3 separate regions of the Homo sapiens genome follow, and all the other regions are linked to region 1. The links are chromatin contacts, found by Hi-C or POLR2A ChIA-PET in ENCODE. All regions are on one chromosome and are shown on one strand. Each heading gives the region's core, a stretch centred on a gene start or an enhancer-like site at or near the end of the contact. The rest is flanking DNA. Distances are from core to core; before and after follow the strand shown. Region 1 holds the start of TRPC4AP (transient receptor potential cation channel subfamily C member 4 associated protein). Region 2 holds the start of CPNE1 (copine 1). Region 3 holds the start of SPAG4 (sperm associated antigen 4).

Region 1 (5,089 bases), core at 958-3,457:
CTGACCTCAGATGATCCACCCGCCTCGACCTCCCAAAGCACTGGGATTACAGGAATGAGCCACTGTGCCCAGCCTCTGGTGGGCTTTTCTAGGCTCCTCCCATTCTAAGTCATTCAGCACTGGAAACAAATTAAGTTGCCTAAATTGCCTCATTTATCATGCTAAAGAACTTCTGTGGCTCCCTATTATTCTCAGAACACTGATTATCAGGATGGGTGTTTAGGAACATATCATCTAACCTCTCTGAGCCTCAGTTTCCTCATCCATATTAAGAAATGAGTCTTGAAGCATAACTCAAAAGCTTGAGGATTAAAGATAACATATGCCTTGTACCGTACTTTTTCTAAAGGTTATGTGCTCACTAAAAGTTAGTCCTCTTTCTGCCTGTCTCTACACACCCAGCTCGGTAAGGTATCTTAGCTTAAGAAGGAAAGAGCAAGTATTTCTAGGATTTTTTTTTTTTTTTGAGACAGGGTCTCACTCTGTCAATCTCCGCCTCCCAGGCTCAGGTAATCCTCCCACCTCAGCCTCCCCACAGGCACACACCACCACCATGCCCGGCTAAATTTTTGGAGACACAGGATTTTGCCGTGTTGCCTGGGCTGGTCTCGAATTCCTGGATTCAAGCGATCTGCCTGCCTCGGCCTCCCAAAGTGCTGGGATTACAGGGTCTTAAGTCAGGTCTTAAGAACACAAGGGGGAAAAAGGCTGCTCATCTATGGTTGTGTGATGGCCAGGAAAACATTTCTCACTCACAACTGCTCCTTTCGTCCACAGTCCTCCATACACACAGACCCCCTAGCCTTTATTTTATTCTATCCTTTTCGTCATTTGAGGAAGTGATATTCAAATTAAATTTAAATAAAGTTACACTGTGAAAAGTCTCACTCCCATTTTCTCCCCCTTTAGCCCAATTCCCACCTCACTCCCACCAACCACTTTATCAGTTTCTTGAGTATCCTTCAAACTTTTTATGAAAAAGCTGTCTTTAAATAAAGCTAATGTTTTACAGGTGTTAGCAAGGTTCGGGGTGGGGGAGGGTGGAAGAAGTAGTGGACTAGGTCCTATTCAACCTGGTTTACCCTAAAGCAGTGTCCTTCGCTCACTCAAAAATAACAATAATCATATGTTGGGCACCTGTTATAAGTCAGATGCTTAATATTAACTACCTTCAGCCCTTAGTATGCACCAGAAATGCACTAATGCTTTACACAATTGCCCCCTTTGATCTCCACAACAATCTTAAAAGGTAGGTTACTAATTCTCATCTTCATCTTACAAGTGAGGAAACTGAGGCACAGAAAGGTCACCTGCCCAAGCAAGAGAGAGGAGCAGGGCTTTGAACCCAGGCCTGACTCCAGAGTCCCTCTTAACCGTGACGCTCTACACTAGCAAACCAGATATAGTCTCTGCACCCGCTGGAACTCAGCCTAATGTGGGAGACGGGCGAGAAAAAGGCAGACAACAAAGAAATACGAAATTATAGACTAAGAAAGTAATGTAAACGAAACGAATTCGCGGCTGTGACAGAATAACAATGGGGACCTACTTTAGAAAGGGGAAGGAAAGAGTGTCAAGGAAAGGCCTGAGAAAATGACATTTATGAAATGCTCGGGAACCATTTGGGGGCTGCAATGATGACCCCCTCCCCCACGCCCAATACACGGGATAAACTCGAGGCCCACAGAGGCTAAAACAAACACGACAGGGTCCCCCAGACGTGTAGACGTGGCGCAAAGAAGGGAGGATCCAGAAACTGGGCCCAGGGTTCGTACACGCCATCAGTGTCCACAGCAGCCCAGCCCCGCTCGGCCCCTGACAAGGGACATCAAGCCAGCTGCTTCCCACGGCCCCGCTGCAGCTGAGAGCGTCCGGGCAGCTCACAGGGAGGCCTTCCGGCCAGCCAAAAGGGCTTTGGCCCGTCCAGCGGCGGCCTGGAAAGGCCTCTTCCCCGGCCCCCCGCCAGCTCCCGCCTGGTCCGCCCCGCCCCGCCCCTCCTGGTCCAGCCTCGTACCTGCACCGCCCGGACCAGGCCCCGGCCGGTCAGCTGGCCCTGCCGCAGCTGCAGCAGAATGTTACCAGGCCGCGGCCGGCCGCCCCATCCGCCCCAAGCCGCCACTGTGGCTGCCGACCGTCTCCCTCGGCCGGCTCCAGACCCAGCCGCTACCGGCGCCGCCGCCATGTCTCCTCGTCGGACAAACAGGAAGCAAGCGGCCTCGGGGCCGCGGAGATTTCTACGGGGCGGCGGAGGGGTCGCCGCAGCGCCCCCAGTGGGCCGTCGGCGGAGGCGCAAGCCGCGTGGCAGGGACCGTGTGCGGCGTGGAGGCTACTGGGAATTGTAGTCCTGCGCGGCAGCGGGGTAGGTGGGAAAAGAGATGTGGCCTTTCCTGCACTGCCGGTTTCTCTGGCCCCCGGGCCCAGCATTTCGGCGAAATCTCCCAAGGTCCACATTCTCCCATTTCTCTCGCCGATTTGGGCAGGATGCAGGCAGCTGGCCAAGAAATGATCCTGGGCTTCAGGTCAGGAGTCAGGCCCTCGAGTCCGCTTCCTGCCTGCTTCTCTCTACACGTGACTCACCGCGGACATCGACCAAGTCATCGCGCTCTGCCACTGCGCCTGTGTCCTCGTCAGGTCACTCCATCTATAGATTCTGGGAGCCTGATCAATCGTAGTTCCTGGGGCTTTCTCTGCGCCCGACACCAAACCATGTCTAGGGGAAAGGGAGGGTGTCTGGGATACAGTGGTGAGCAGAACGGCCTGGGATCCTTTATCACGAAATGCAGGTTACAGGGGAAGACAGCAGATCCATACACAAAGAAACGCAGTCTCAAACTGGATAAGTTGTGTAACTGGGTAGGTTGTTGTGAAATTAAATAATGGAAGGGAAAGGGATTAGTAAATTGTGACATCATATTCTCTGTCAGATGAAAACCCTGTCCTAATTTCTATCCACCAGATAGCATGTTGTCTCTAATACTCATTTTTTCAGCTAACTTCTGTGGCAGGATGGCACTGACTCCCCCCACCCAACACACACACACTTTTTCCCTTCCTAGCAGGGGGCCTGTAATAAAAATGAAAGAGGAGAGCTAAGTGTGATGTAACAGGGAATGGTGAAGATTGTGACTCATAACTAAGATGACTGTAACTTACTGCTCAAACCAGAACACTTTAAAGAATGAAAAGACACAATAAATAATTACACCGGGACGGTAGGCATAAAAGTGACTCTCCCAGGTGAACTGGCACTATGGTTACCATCCTCACACCCCATCTAAAAGGAGTAGACTCACCATCCATCTTCATAGAACTAGAAAAAAGAATCCTAAAAATCATATGGAACCAAAAAAGAGCCTGCATGTCCAAAGCAAGACTAAGCAAAAAGAATAAATCTGGAGGCATCACATTACCTGACTTCAATCTATACAATAAGGCCATAGTCACCCAAACAGCATGGTACTGGTATAAAAATAGGCACATAGACCAATGGAACAGAATAGAGAACACAGTATAAAACCAAATACTTATAGCCAACTGATCTTCGATAAAGCAAACAAAAACATAAAGTGGGGAAAGGACACCCTATTCAACAGCTGGTGATAACTGGCAAGCCACATGCAGAAGAATGAAACTGGATCCTCATCTCTCACATTATACAAAAATAAACTCAGCCGGGTGCAGTGGCTCACACCTGTAATCCCAGTGGCTCACACCTGTAATCCCAGCACTTTGGGAGGCCGAGGTAGTCAGATCATGAGGTCAGGAGTTCGAGACCAGCCTGGCCAACATGGTGAAACCCCATCTCTACTAAAAATGCAAAAATTAGCTGGGCGTGGTGGCATGCACCTGTAGTCCCAGCTACTTGGGAGGCTGAGGCAGGAGAATCACTTGAACCCTGGAGACAGAGGTCACAGTGAGCCGAGATCACGCCACTGCACTCCAGTTTGATGACAGGATGAGACTCCATCTCAGAAAAAAAAAAAAAAATAGCCAAAGAAGTTACAGTCAGGAGATATTTTGTTCCCTATAGAAACTGAATATAACATCTTAAAATTTGTCCCTGAGTGTTGTTTCTTAGAAACTCGAACCCCCACCAAATGGATCTGCTGATAGGCAAACTCAGATAAGGGAGAGCTGAGAACTAAACTTTGACTTCTATTTTTTGTTATAAATTTCTTCCTAGGGGGCCTGGAGGAGGACACGACCATAAGTCAGAGCTAACATTCTTTTCTGCAGATCCCAAATTTTTAGACAAAGCTTTACCTCCTTAACCAATTACAAGTCAGAAAATCTTTGAATCCACTTGTGGGCCCCTGGTTGGAGATGTCCTGTCTTTTTAGGTGGAACCAATATACAGCCCCTATGTATTGATTTATGACTTCGCCTGTGGCCTCTGCCCTCCTGCCATTAAAAACCTGTAAGCCGGCTGGGCGCGGTGGCTCACACCTATAATCCCAGCACTTTGGGTGGCCGAGGCAGGTGGATCACCTGAGGTCAGGAGTTCGAGACCAGCCTGACCAAAACGGCAAAACCCCGTCTCTACTAAAGATACAAAAATTAGCCAGGCATGGTGGCACGTGCCTGTAATCCCAGCTACTCGGGAAGCTGAGGCAGGAGAATCGCTTGAACCCAGGAGGCAGAGGTTGCAGTGAGCTGAGATTGCACCACTGCACTCCAGCCTGGGCGACAGAGCAAGACTCTGTCTCAAAAAAATAAAATAAAACCCCTGTAAGCCATAAGGGAGTTCAGGTCTTAAGCATAAGCTGTTTGATTCTCCTCGCTTGGCACCCTGCAGCAAGTGCAATAATAAATGCCTCACTTTCTCTTGCTGTAATCCCAATGTCAGTGGCTTTGCTGCACCAGGTAAGCAGCCCTCACTTTGGTTCAATAACAATACTTTTCATAACTTTTTGCACCAGCTATGTATCATTTCTAGATTCAAGAAAAAAAAGTCTTCTAATATGTGAAATTAACTTTAAAAAGACATAAAAAGAAAAGGCATTTCCAGGGATACAAACAGGGCATTGGTGAGCTGTCCGGGCAGCAGCCAGCCTTACCAGGGAATCCACAGCCCAGGGATTCCACCCAG
Region 2 (5,089 bases), core at 914-3,413, 570 kb after region 1:
CAAGTTTCACACCTAAAGACTGTACTAACAACTCCCAAACTCTCAATACTCAATCATCAAAACATTTGACGTGTCAAAGAAGGTGAAAGAAGCCCAAAGAGTACTGGTATTAGCATGTAACAATACGTTGCAAGTAACCACACAATTATTTCTAAAGCTTCACATTTTTCATCTAACAGATTTGAACATAAAGAAAATGAAAATTATACATTACAATCCATAAGCAAAGTAATCACATTTAATCGAGCATATATAAAAATGTATTCCCTGTTTCATTAAAAATCTGTCCAATAATATATACTAAGCACATCTTCATTGTTTTGTATAAACACGCCAAACATTTCACTTTCTTCATAAATTACCATAACGTTATTTGAACCACCTGTAACAGTTCTTCCCAACTTTTTATACTCTTTGAAAATGTCTGCACACTTTCCACTAAATCCAGAAATCCTCCATTCTTATCAAAACTGCCAAATTTCAAAAACAAGTACAACCAGTCTTGTATTGTAGTTCTATAATTTAAAAAACAAGATTTCCCTATGTGTCCAGACTTGAGGGATTTTTCTCGACTGCAAATGCTCTGAGATGCATTAACAATATACACTAGTTAACAAGGTCCCAGACAATTCTTGTTGCTAAGACTGCATTTTGCAAAAATTACACCATTTCAAACCATTCAAGCAAGAAGCTCTAAAATACTGCAGTCACAAGCCTAGCCTCTCCCTTCAACAAACCTTCAGTTGCCATCACACTTTTTTCCAGTGGGTTATACTGACTCTATTATTGAATAATATAAAACGGTCCCTACCAACTTCTTCAATTTATATTAGGTTATCTCTGAGAATCCTGGAGCCAAGGAGGGTTTTAGGGCCCAGAAATCTCTTAAAGTCTGCAATTCTCAGCATGACACCACGCAGATGAGTAAATGTTTAGCACTTAATACTGAGTAACCCTCACAAGAGCCCCTCAGATTTGTCACTATAAAGCACACGTTGGAGGCACACAAAAAGCCCGTACGTTTACAACCTAGCAGCTAAGCCTGCTGCACTGGCGTCCAACCCCGTCACTAACCTGTAGATCCTCAAAGTCCCTCCCACCACCCAATTCACGTGGCTGCAAACTAATGCAGCCAAGCTTCAGAGAAACTCAATTAACTCTCCATCAAAAGCACCCACCCTCCGCAGCCCACTGGATCTCGTCCTCCTGAAATGCCACAGGATCCTCTCCCGAGGGAGCCGTAAATGTGCTGCTCACAGCAGCCCCTTCCCTACTGGGGGACCAAAGGCCTGGCATCTTACTACAATTCTCAGAGCCTCAGGAGGCGTACTCACCCCACCCCCTCACCTCCTAGCTTCAGACGCCGGCTTCTCAAAACTGCTACACCCTCGAGTAAAGCCCCTCCCCAGCAATGGACCTCGGAGGCATTTCACTGCAAACCCCTCCACCTTCAGGCCACGAAGGCGGCCGGTTGTGACACTTCCTTTCTGAACTCACAGGAGTGTACCGACTACAGCTTCCTCCCCACAGGTGTGACCTGGGTCCCCTTTTGCTGGTAGGCCACAAAGGCCTCCTTTCCATTTCGGGTTGAAGGAGTGTCCTCACTACGATTATCTCCCCACCTCCAGGCACAGAGATGTAGTTATAACCTCTGCTTCACTGGGGGAGACAAGAAATCCTCCGTACTCGGGATGTAGGCGTGTTTTTACTGCAGTCCCCGTTAGCTCGCAGGCCGCTGAGCCAGCCAGCTCTGGCCTGCCCCCTCTCAGACCACGGGGGAGTCCTCGCTATGGCCTCGTCCCCACTTCGGTACGCAGGCTCATCCTCTTGCGTCCTCCTTGCATCCTCTCAGATCTCAGAGGCCTAAGTGGCATCCCACTCCCCCTGCAGCCCTGCCTCGACCCTTTGTGTGGGGCGCTAGTTGCCGCGGGCTCGAAGGCCTCCGAAGGCCCCGCCCCGGGCCACCAAGGGGCACCACGAGCCCCGCACAGCCCCACCCGTTCAGGGGCTGCGGGAGTCTTACCGGGGAAAGCTGCGCGGCACCAGAACCCAGACCCCGAATTACCCCCCGCGCGAGTGCCTCCGCCCCGCGGCCGACAGCCCCAGCCCGAACGGCTTCCCGGAGCCCAACGCAGCCACCACCTCCTTCGCCGCTTCACAAAATGGCCGTCGGCCCGCTCAGCGGCTCCGCGTTCCAGAAGGGGGAGGAACGGCGTGGTTGACGTCAAGGGGCCGCGCAAGCGCGCTGACGGTCTCGGGCGATCTCCCGGAAGTTACTGGGTTTTGTGCTAAGAGGGGGATATTCAGTCCCTGCTTGCGACTGTTGGCGCACAGGACCGACCTTGGGCTAGTGGCCCTGGCGGGTGGGCTGGGTATGAGTGTCTAGCTTGGCCCTTCACTGCAAGACTGTGCAAATTGCTTCACGTCTTCCAGTTTCCGCGGAAGGAGCGAATTGTGCTTACCTCTAAGTTTTTTGAGGATTAAATGGACCACAACGTGGTGGCTAGTTATTATATCCTGACAAAACAGCCAAAACCTGATTCTTTTTTCCCATTTAAGAGTTTATACAGGCCGGGGGCCGGGCGCGGTGGCTCACGCCTGTAATCCCAGCACTTTGGGAGGCCGAGGCGGGCGGATCACGAGGTCGGGAGATCGAGACCATCCTGGCTAACACGGTGAAACCCCGTCTCTTCTAAAAAATACAAAAAATTAGCCGGGCGTGGTGGCGGGCACCTGTAGTCCCAGCTACTCGGGAGGCTGAGGCAGGAGAATAGCGTGAACCTGGGAGGCGGAGCTTGCAGTGAGCCGAGATTGCGCCACTGCACTCCGGCCTGGGCGAAAGAGCAAGACTCCATCTCAAAAAAAAAAAAAAAAAAAAAAAAAGTTTATACAGGCCGAGCGCGGTGGCTCACGCCTATAATCCCAGCACTTTGGGAGTCCGAGAAGGGCGGATCATGAGGTCAGGAGTTCGAGACCGGTCTGGCCAACAAGGCAAAACCCAGCCTCTACTAAAAATACAAAAACTAGCTGGGTGTGGTGGCGGTGCTTGTGGTCCCAGCTACTTGGGAGGCTGAGGCAGGAGAATCGCTTGAACCCGGGAGGTGGAGGTTGCAGTGAGCCCAGATGGCGCCATTGCACTCCACCCTGGATGACAAAAGCGAAACTTCGTCTCAGAAAAAAAAACAAAAAAAGAGTTTTAATCTAGGGCAGGGCGCAGTGGCTCACGCCTGTAATCCCAGCATTTTGGGAAGCCGAGGCGGGCGGATTACCTGAGGTCAGGGGTTCAAGACCAGCATGGCCAACATGGCGAAACCTCGTCTCTACTAAAAATACAAACATTAGCTGGGCGTGCTGGCTGGCGCCTGTGGTCCCAGCTACCAGGGTGGCTGAGGCAGGAGAATCGCCTGAATCCGGGAGGTGGCGGTTACAGTGAGCCAAGATAACGCCATAGCACTCCAGCCTAGGCGACAGAGCAAGATTCCGTCTCAAAAAAAAAAAAAAAATTAAATCCATCGTGACCCCTCCACGGCTTCACTATAGTATTATTTTATTATAGAAAAAGCTATTCTCTGGCTGGGCGTGGTGGCTTACGCCTGTAATCCCAGCACTTTGGGAAGCCGAGGTGGGAGGATCACGAGGTCAGGGGATGGAGACCATCAGGAGAGCGAGACTACATCTCAAAAAAAAAAAAAAAGAAAGCTGTTCTCAAGCCGCTTTGGGCCTAGCCCCCCGAACTTCATGCCCCTGCTAATTAAAAGCTGGATGTGGTGGCTTAAGTCTGTAGTCCTAGCTACTCGGGAGTTAGAGGCAGGAGGATCCCTTGAGCCCAGGAGTCCGAGGCTGCAGTGAGCTATGATTGCATCACTGCACTTTAGCTCAGGTAACAAGAGCAAGACCCTATCACTTAAAAAAAAGAAAAAAAAGGTTGAAATTATCACAATTCCAACAACCTTTCGGGATTTCTATGGCAGACTGGACTGGTGCTAGCCCAGTATGCCAAAAACAGCAAGTTGGAAAACCAGGCCACACTGTTAAACTAAACCTATGCTTTATAGGTTTTTATAGGTTTGCTCTGTGTAGGTAAAACATAGTCCATTAAAAACAAAACCTACTAAATGCAATGTAGCATCCAGGGTTGGATCCTGGAACAGAAAAAAGACAGGAAAACTGGTGAAAGCTGAATAAAATCTGAAGTTTAGGCCGGGCATAGTGCCTCACACCTGTAATCCCAGCATTTTGGGAGGCCAAGAGGCAAGAGGATTGCTTCAAGACCAGCCTGAGCAACACAGGCCCAGTCTCTATAAAAAAATCTTTAATAATTTTAGAAAATCACGTTTCATTAATACTAATATACCAATGTTAACCTCTAAGTTTTGACAAATGTACCATAGTTTTCTTTTGTTGTTTTTTTTTTTTTTTTTTGAGACAGAGTCTCACTCTGTCATCTAGGCTGGAGTGCAGTGGCACAATCTCAGCTAACTGCAACCTCCACCTCCAGGTTCAAGCAATTCTCCTGCCTCAGCCTCCCAAGTAGCTGGGACTACAGGTGCGTGACACCACGCCCGGCTAATTTTTTGTATTTTTAGTAGAGACGGGGGTTTCACCGTGTTAGCCAGGATGGTTTCCATCTCCTGACCTCGTGATCCACCTCCCTCCGCCTCCCAAAGTGCTGGGATTACAGGCATGAGCCACCGCGCCTGGCCTTGTTTTTTGAGACGGAGTCTTGCTCTGTTGCTTAGGCTGGAGTGTGGTGGCACCATCCCGGCTCACTGCCACCTCGGCTCACTGCTACTTCTGCCTCCAGGGTTCAAGCTATTCTTGTGCCTCAGCCTCCCAAGTGGCTGGGATTACAGGCACCCACCACCATGCCCAGCTAATTTTTGTATTTTTAGTAGAGACAGGGTTTCGCCATGTTGGCCAGGCTGGTCTCAAACTCCTGACCTCACGTGATCTGCCTACCTCAGCCTCCCAAAGTTCTGGGATTACAGGCATGAGCCACAGCACCCAGCCTATTGTTGTTTTTGAGACAGGGTCTCACTCTGTCGCTCAGGCTTGAATACAGTGGTGCGATCAAGGCTCACTGCAACCT
Region 3 (5,089 bases), core at 1,730-4,229, 520 kb after region 1:
ACCACACCCAGCTAATTTTTGTATTTTTAGTAGACATGGAGTTTCACCATATTGGCCAGGTTGGTCTTGAACTCTTGACCTCAAGTGATCCACTGCCTGGGTCTCACACAGTGCTGGGAGTACAGGCGTGAGCCGTCATGCCCGGCCCCAGCTCCTCACATTCTAAGGAAGTTGTGAGATGGCAGTTAAGAGGACTGCACTCGAGGGCAGGATTTGGGAATTCTAATGTGATGCAGTGTTATTCCTCTACCTGGACCTGTTTGCCTAGCTGTGCAACTTGTGCATGACATACTGCATTGTCTTTCAAAATGTGGTTGTTGTTTTTCTTTTTTCTTTTTTTTTTTTTTGAGACAGAGTCTCACTCTGTGGCTCAGGCTGGAGTGCAGTGGCACAATCTTGGCTCACCGCAACCTCTGCCTTCTGGGATCAAGTGATTCTCCCGCCTCAGCCTCCCAAGTAGCTGGGACTACAGGCACGGGCCACCACGCCCGGCTAATTTTTGTATTTTTAGTAGAGATGGGGTTTCACCATGTTGGCCAGGCTGGTCTCAAACTCCTCACATCAGGTGATTCGCCCACCTCAACCTCTCAAAGTGCTGGGATTGCAGGCGTGAGCCACCAAGCCTGGCCCCAAAATGTGGTCTTTAACCAGGATCACAAATGTGGTTGTTAAAAATGCACACTCCAGCCGGGCACAGTGGCTCATACCTGTAATCCCAGCACTTTGGGAGGCCGAGGTGGGCGAATCACCTGAGGTCCCGAGTTCGAGACCACCCTAGCCAACATAGTGCAATCCCGTCTCTACTAAAAATACAAAAAAAAAAAAAGTTAGCCAGGTGTGGTGGCACATGCCTGTAATCCCAGCTATTTTGGAGGCTGAGGCGGGATAATTGCTTGAACCCAGGAGGCAGAGGTTGCAGTGAGCCGAGATCGTACCATTGTATTCCAGCCTGGCCACAGAGCAAGACTCTGCCTAAAAAATAAACAAAAACAAAACAAAAGCACATTCCTGGGCCAACTCAGAAATTCTGCAGTATCTGCAGTAGAATCACAAGGTGTGCCTGGGAAGCTGAATTTCTATAAGCTGCACTGATATTCTGTTACATAGCAAGAGTTTGGGGACCTCTAGTCTTCTGGCTGTGACCATCTGATTCCTCATTCTTTCCTCCATGGCTCAGGTGTGCAGCCTGAGTGTGGGTATGACGATTGGTGGGTGCTGAATTCTCAACCCACAGACCCCTGGGAAAAATGGGTCTGGAGGAGGGACCCACAGATCCTGAATGAGCTCTCTGACCTGATGTCTAGGATGAGAGGAGGGGGCTGAAGGGCTTGCAGAGCAAAGGGGACTAAGTATTTAGAAGTGCCCTGAGTGATGCCCTGCTCCTTCTTAACATTCATTATTTGCAAATATTTGAGCACCTACTACATGCTAGGCTTATCTAGGTGCTGGAGGATACAGTAGTGAATGAAAATCTGTGCCCTGATTAAGTTTATGTTCTAGTGGGCATGGCAGGCAATAAGGAAATAAATAAATGGGCCAGGCATGGTGGCTCACATCTGTAATCCCAGCACTTTGGGAGGCAGAAGTGGGTGGATCACTCAAGCTCAGGAGTTGAAGACCAGCCTGGGCAACATAGCGAGACCCCATCTCTACAAAAAATACAAAAATTAGCTGGGTGTGGTGGCGCAAGCCTGTAGTCCCAGCTACTCGGGAGGCTGAGGCGGGAGGATTGCTTGAGGCCGGGAGATGGAGGTTGCAGTGAGCTGAGATCATGCCACTGCACTCCAGCCTGGGCAACAGAGCGAGACTCCATCTCAAAGAAAGAGAGAAATGAAATATATAGCATGTTAGTGACACGTGCTGAGGAGAAAAACAAAACAGGGAAGGGGGATAGAAACTGGTATTTGCTAAGTGCAATTTTAGATGGGGTTTTCTAGGAAGTGCTGTGACGTCATCACTTGCTTTAAAAGAGGCCAGGCGCAGTAGCTGACTCCTGTAATCCCAGCACTTTGGGAGCCCCAGGCAGGCGGATAACCTGAGGTCAGGAGTTCACGACCAGCCTGGCCAACATGGTAAAACCCCGTCTCTACAAAAATACAAAAATTAGCCAGGCATGATGGCGGGTGTCTGTAATCCCAACTACTCGGGAGGCTGAGGCAGGAGAATCGCTTGAACCCGGGAGGCGGAGGTTGCACTGAGCCGAGATTGCACTACTGCCCTCCAGCCTGGGCGACACAGCAGGACTCTGTCTCAAAAAATAAAAATAAAATAAAAATAAAAATGCTGGGCGCAGTGGCTCATGCCTGTAATCCCAGCACTTTAGGAGGCCGGGGCGGGTGGATCACCTGAGATCGGGAGTTCAAGACCAGCCTGACTAACATGGAGAAACCCCGTCTCTACTAAAAATACAAAATTAGCCAGGCATGGTGGTGCATGTCTGTAATCCCAGCCACTCAGGAGGCTGAGGCGGGAGAATCGCTTGAACCCGGGAGGCGGAGGTTGCAGTGGACCAAGATCGCGCCATTGCACTCCAGCCTGGGCAACAGAATGAGACTCCATCTCAAAAAAAAAAAAAAAAGAAAGAAAGAAAGAAAGAAAGAAAGAAAGAAAGAAAGAAAGAAAGAAAGAAAGAAAGAAAGAAAAAAACTGTTATAGACTGAGTGCCATTTTAGATGGGGTTTTCTGGGAAGTGCTGTGACATCATCGCTTGCTGTAAAAGAGGCCGGGCGCGGTGGCTGACGCCTGTACTCCCAGCGCTTTGGGAGGCCGAGGCGGGAGGATCGCTTGAGCCTAGGAGTTCGAAGTTACAATGAGCTATGATCAGGCCACTGCACTCCAGCCTGGGCAATGAGAAAGACCCTGTCTCTTAAACAACAACAAAGTCAGAAGGAGAGGCTGCCATGGCTACGGCTCCAGGTGACGTCACGGCCAGCTCCGTGACGCGCGGCCAGGGCAGCCCGCGGAGACCGAGGCTCCTCTGTGACGTCAGCAGCCGGCCGGGACACAGCGGGAGGGCAGGTGCGGCCGCGGGGCCTGCCGACTTCACGCAGGGTCCGTGGGGTCCCCGCGGCGCGCAGCGGCTGAAGGAGGCCCCAGGGCCTTGGCGACCGCAGCGGCGGCTTTAGCGTCAGTGACTAGGCAGCAGGGGGTCAGGATGCGGCGAAGCTCCCGCCCGGGCTCGGCCTCGTCCTCGCGCAAGCACACGCCCAACTTTTTCAGCGAGAACAGCTCAATGAGCATCACCTCGGAGGACAGCAAAGGGCTCCGGTCAGCGGAGCCCGGGCCTGGGGAGCCCGAGGGCAGAAGAGCCCGGGGCCCGAGCTGCGGTGAGCCCGCCTTGAGCGCGGGAGTGCCCGGAGGAACCACATGGGCAGGAAGCTCTCAGCAGAAGCCAGCGCCTCGGAGCCACAACTGGCAGACAGCCTGTGGCGCGGCAACCGTGAGGGGCGGGGCCTCGGGTGCGGGCGGGGTCGACCCCGGGTGAGCCAGTGGAGGGGGCGGGGCCTAAAGGGCGGTGCTGGGCGGGGACGGGGCTAAGATGATATCTGGGCACCTCCTACAAGGTGGGTCCTGTAGGGTAAAGGGATGGTGCTAAATGAGATCCCTTAAGGGGCGGAGCCTCGGTGTCCTGGACGGTTATGGGAAGGGGCGGGGAAAATCTTGTGGTTGGGTGCCACTGAGGGGGCGCGGCCTCAATGTTAGCGTGAGTGGCTCCCAGGACAATTGGGTTCCACCAAGATCTAAGGCTGGGGGCGGGTCATCCGTTTGGGGGAGGGACCAACTCTTTTTTTTTTTTTTTTGCAACGGAGTTTCGCTCCTGTTGCCCATGCCATGCAATGGCATGATCTCGGCTCACCGCAACCTCCGCCTCCCGGGTTCAAACGATTCTCCCGCCTCAGCCTCCCGAGTAGCTGGGATTACAGGCGTGCGCCACCATGCCCGGCCAATTTTTGTGTTTTTAGTAGAGACGGGGTTTCTCCGTGTTAATCAGGCTGGCCTCGAACTCCCGACCTCAGGTGATCCGCCCGCCTCGGCCTCCCAAATCGCTGGGATTACAGGCGTGAGCCACCGCGCCCGGCCAGGAGACCAACTCTTGACGGAGCCTCCCTGAGGGGCGGGGCTTCAGAGGGCGGAGCTGGAGCCGGGATAGGGCTGCGGTGGGACCAAAGCCTGTGAGAGACTTCCCAGCTGTCTGGCTTGTGGACTGAGCAATCTGCGGCCCGGTCTCGAGGGGAAAATAGGTCTGTGGTCCGCAAGGCCCCAGTGGAGCCCTTGGGTTCCCGCAGAACCGACTGGGTCTCCAGTAGTCTCTGAGGAGCCGCTCGACCTTCTCCCGACCCTGGATCTGAGGCAGGAGATGCCTCCCCCGCGGGTGTTCAAGAGCTTTCTGAGTACGGGCCAGGCCAGCTGCGATCCCCTCTGACCCTCGGGTTCCCCTCTCCGAACTCCAGTTCTCTCTGAGCCCCCGGCCCCCGTTTGAGTATCGAGCCCCTCTCCGAGCCTCAACTCATTCCTAGCCCCCATCCAATTATCCTAGCCGACCCTCTCTTCCTGAGCCCCAGGCCCACCCCCGGCCCCTCCCAAGCCCCTTCTGAACCCGGACACCACGCAGGCTGAGCCCCGCCTCTCCCTGCCGTGGGCCCCTCTCTGACCCTCTGTCCTGGCCTCAGGCCTGCTCTTCCAGGGGCTGAGCGTGTTGTTATCCCTGGCAGGAGACGTGCTGGTCAGCATGTACAGGTCAGAGGAAGGGACGCTGGCGCCCCAGGAACAGCTCTTTGGAGGGGGTGGGGAGCAGGGCCGGAACCTTGCTGGCGCTTGAGCCGATTCAGATCTGATTGAGTCATGTTGGCAAGAGCTGGGTCTAGGACCCTGGGGTGGGGACTGGAGGGTTGAGCAGGTCGGGGCCTCAGCCTCCCTCCGGTTCCCCAGGGAGGTCTGTTCCATCCGCTTCCTGTTCACGGCTGTGTCGCTGCTGAGCCTCTTTCTGTCAGGTGAGGGGCAGTGAATTCCCTGGAGCCCCTGCCCTGGGTGCTTTGGAGGCAAACCCAGCACATTTTCTCCTACATCCTCGGTCCTGCAGCTCCTGGCA

Evidence for each region. A loop is a pair of places that touch in the nucleus more often than their neighbours do. ChIA-PET counts read pairs that join two places held with the same protein, here RNA polymerase II (POLR2A). Pooled maps may share reads with other maps.
Region 2: a pooled map shows a loop between it and region 1 (5-fold over the local background). The contact joins the promoter of CPNE1 here to the promoter of TRPC4AP in region 1. A Hi-C loop is called at or near these places in 1 of 37 single-sample maps with no recorded cell type and 6 of 50 pooled maps.
Region 3: a loop to region 1 is called in a map of naive thymus-derived CD4-positive, alpha-beta T cell, with 18 times the contacts of the local background. The contact joins the promoter of SPAG4 here to the promoter of TRPC4AP in region 1. A Hi-C loop is called at or near these places in 1 of 168 maps with a recorded cell type or tissue (naive thymus-derived CD4-positive, alpha-beta T cell), 1 of 37 single-sample maps with no recorded cell type and 11 of 50 pooled maps. POLR2A ChIA-PET finds 5 or more read pairs at or near these places in 2 of 52 experiments (Caco-2 and PC-3).

The regions. Positions count from the first base shown.
Region 1 is chr20:35,090,600-35,095,688 of GRCh38, forward strand. It overlaps TRPC4AP (transient receptor potential cation channel subfamily C member 4 associated protein), which reads right to left and starts at 2,208. Exons shown (of 19, transcript NM_015638.3): 1 at 2,015-2,208. The coding sequence starts at 2,182. RefSeq lists an enhancer at 1-453 and a silencer at 1,980-2,109.
Region 2 is chr20:35,662,737-35,667,825 of GRCh38, forward strand. CPNE1 (copine 1) reads right to left here and starts at 2,164. Exons shown (of 16, transcript NM_152925.3): 1 at 2,024-2,164. It overlaps RBM12 (RNA binding motif protein 12), which reads right to left and starts at 2,164. Exons shown (of 3, transcript NM_006047.6): 1 at 2,024-2,164. RefSeq lists enhancers at 873-992, 987-1,492, 1,333-1,382, 1,703-1,812, 1,997-2,501 and 1 more and a silencer at 1,731-2,025.
Region 3 is chr20:35,612,850-35,617,938 of GRCh38, forward strand. It overlaps SPAG4 (sperm associated antigen 4), which reads left to right and starts at 2,980. Exons shown (of 12, transcript NM_003116.3): 1 at 2,980-3,458; 2 at 4,287-4,391; 3 at 4,671-4,737; 4 at 4,930-4,991. The coding sequence starts at 3,155. RefSeq lists a silencer at 3,026-3,755 and enhancers at 4,186-4,455, 4,486-5,089, 4,666-4,715.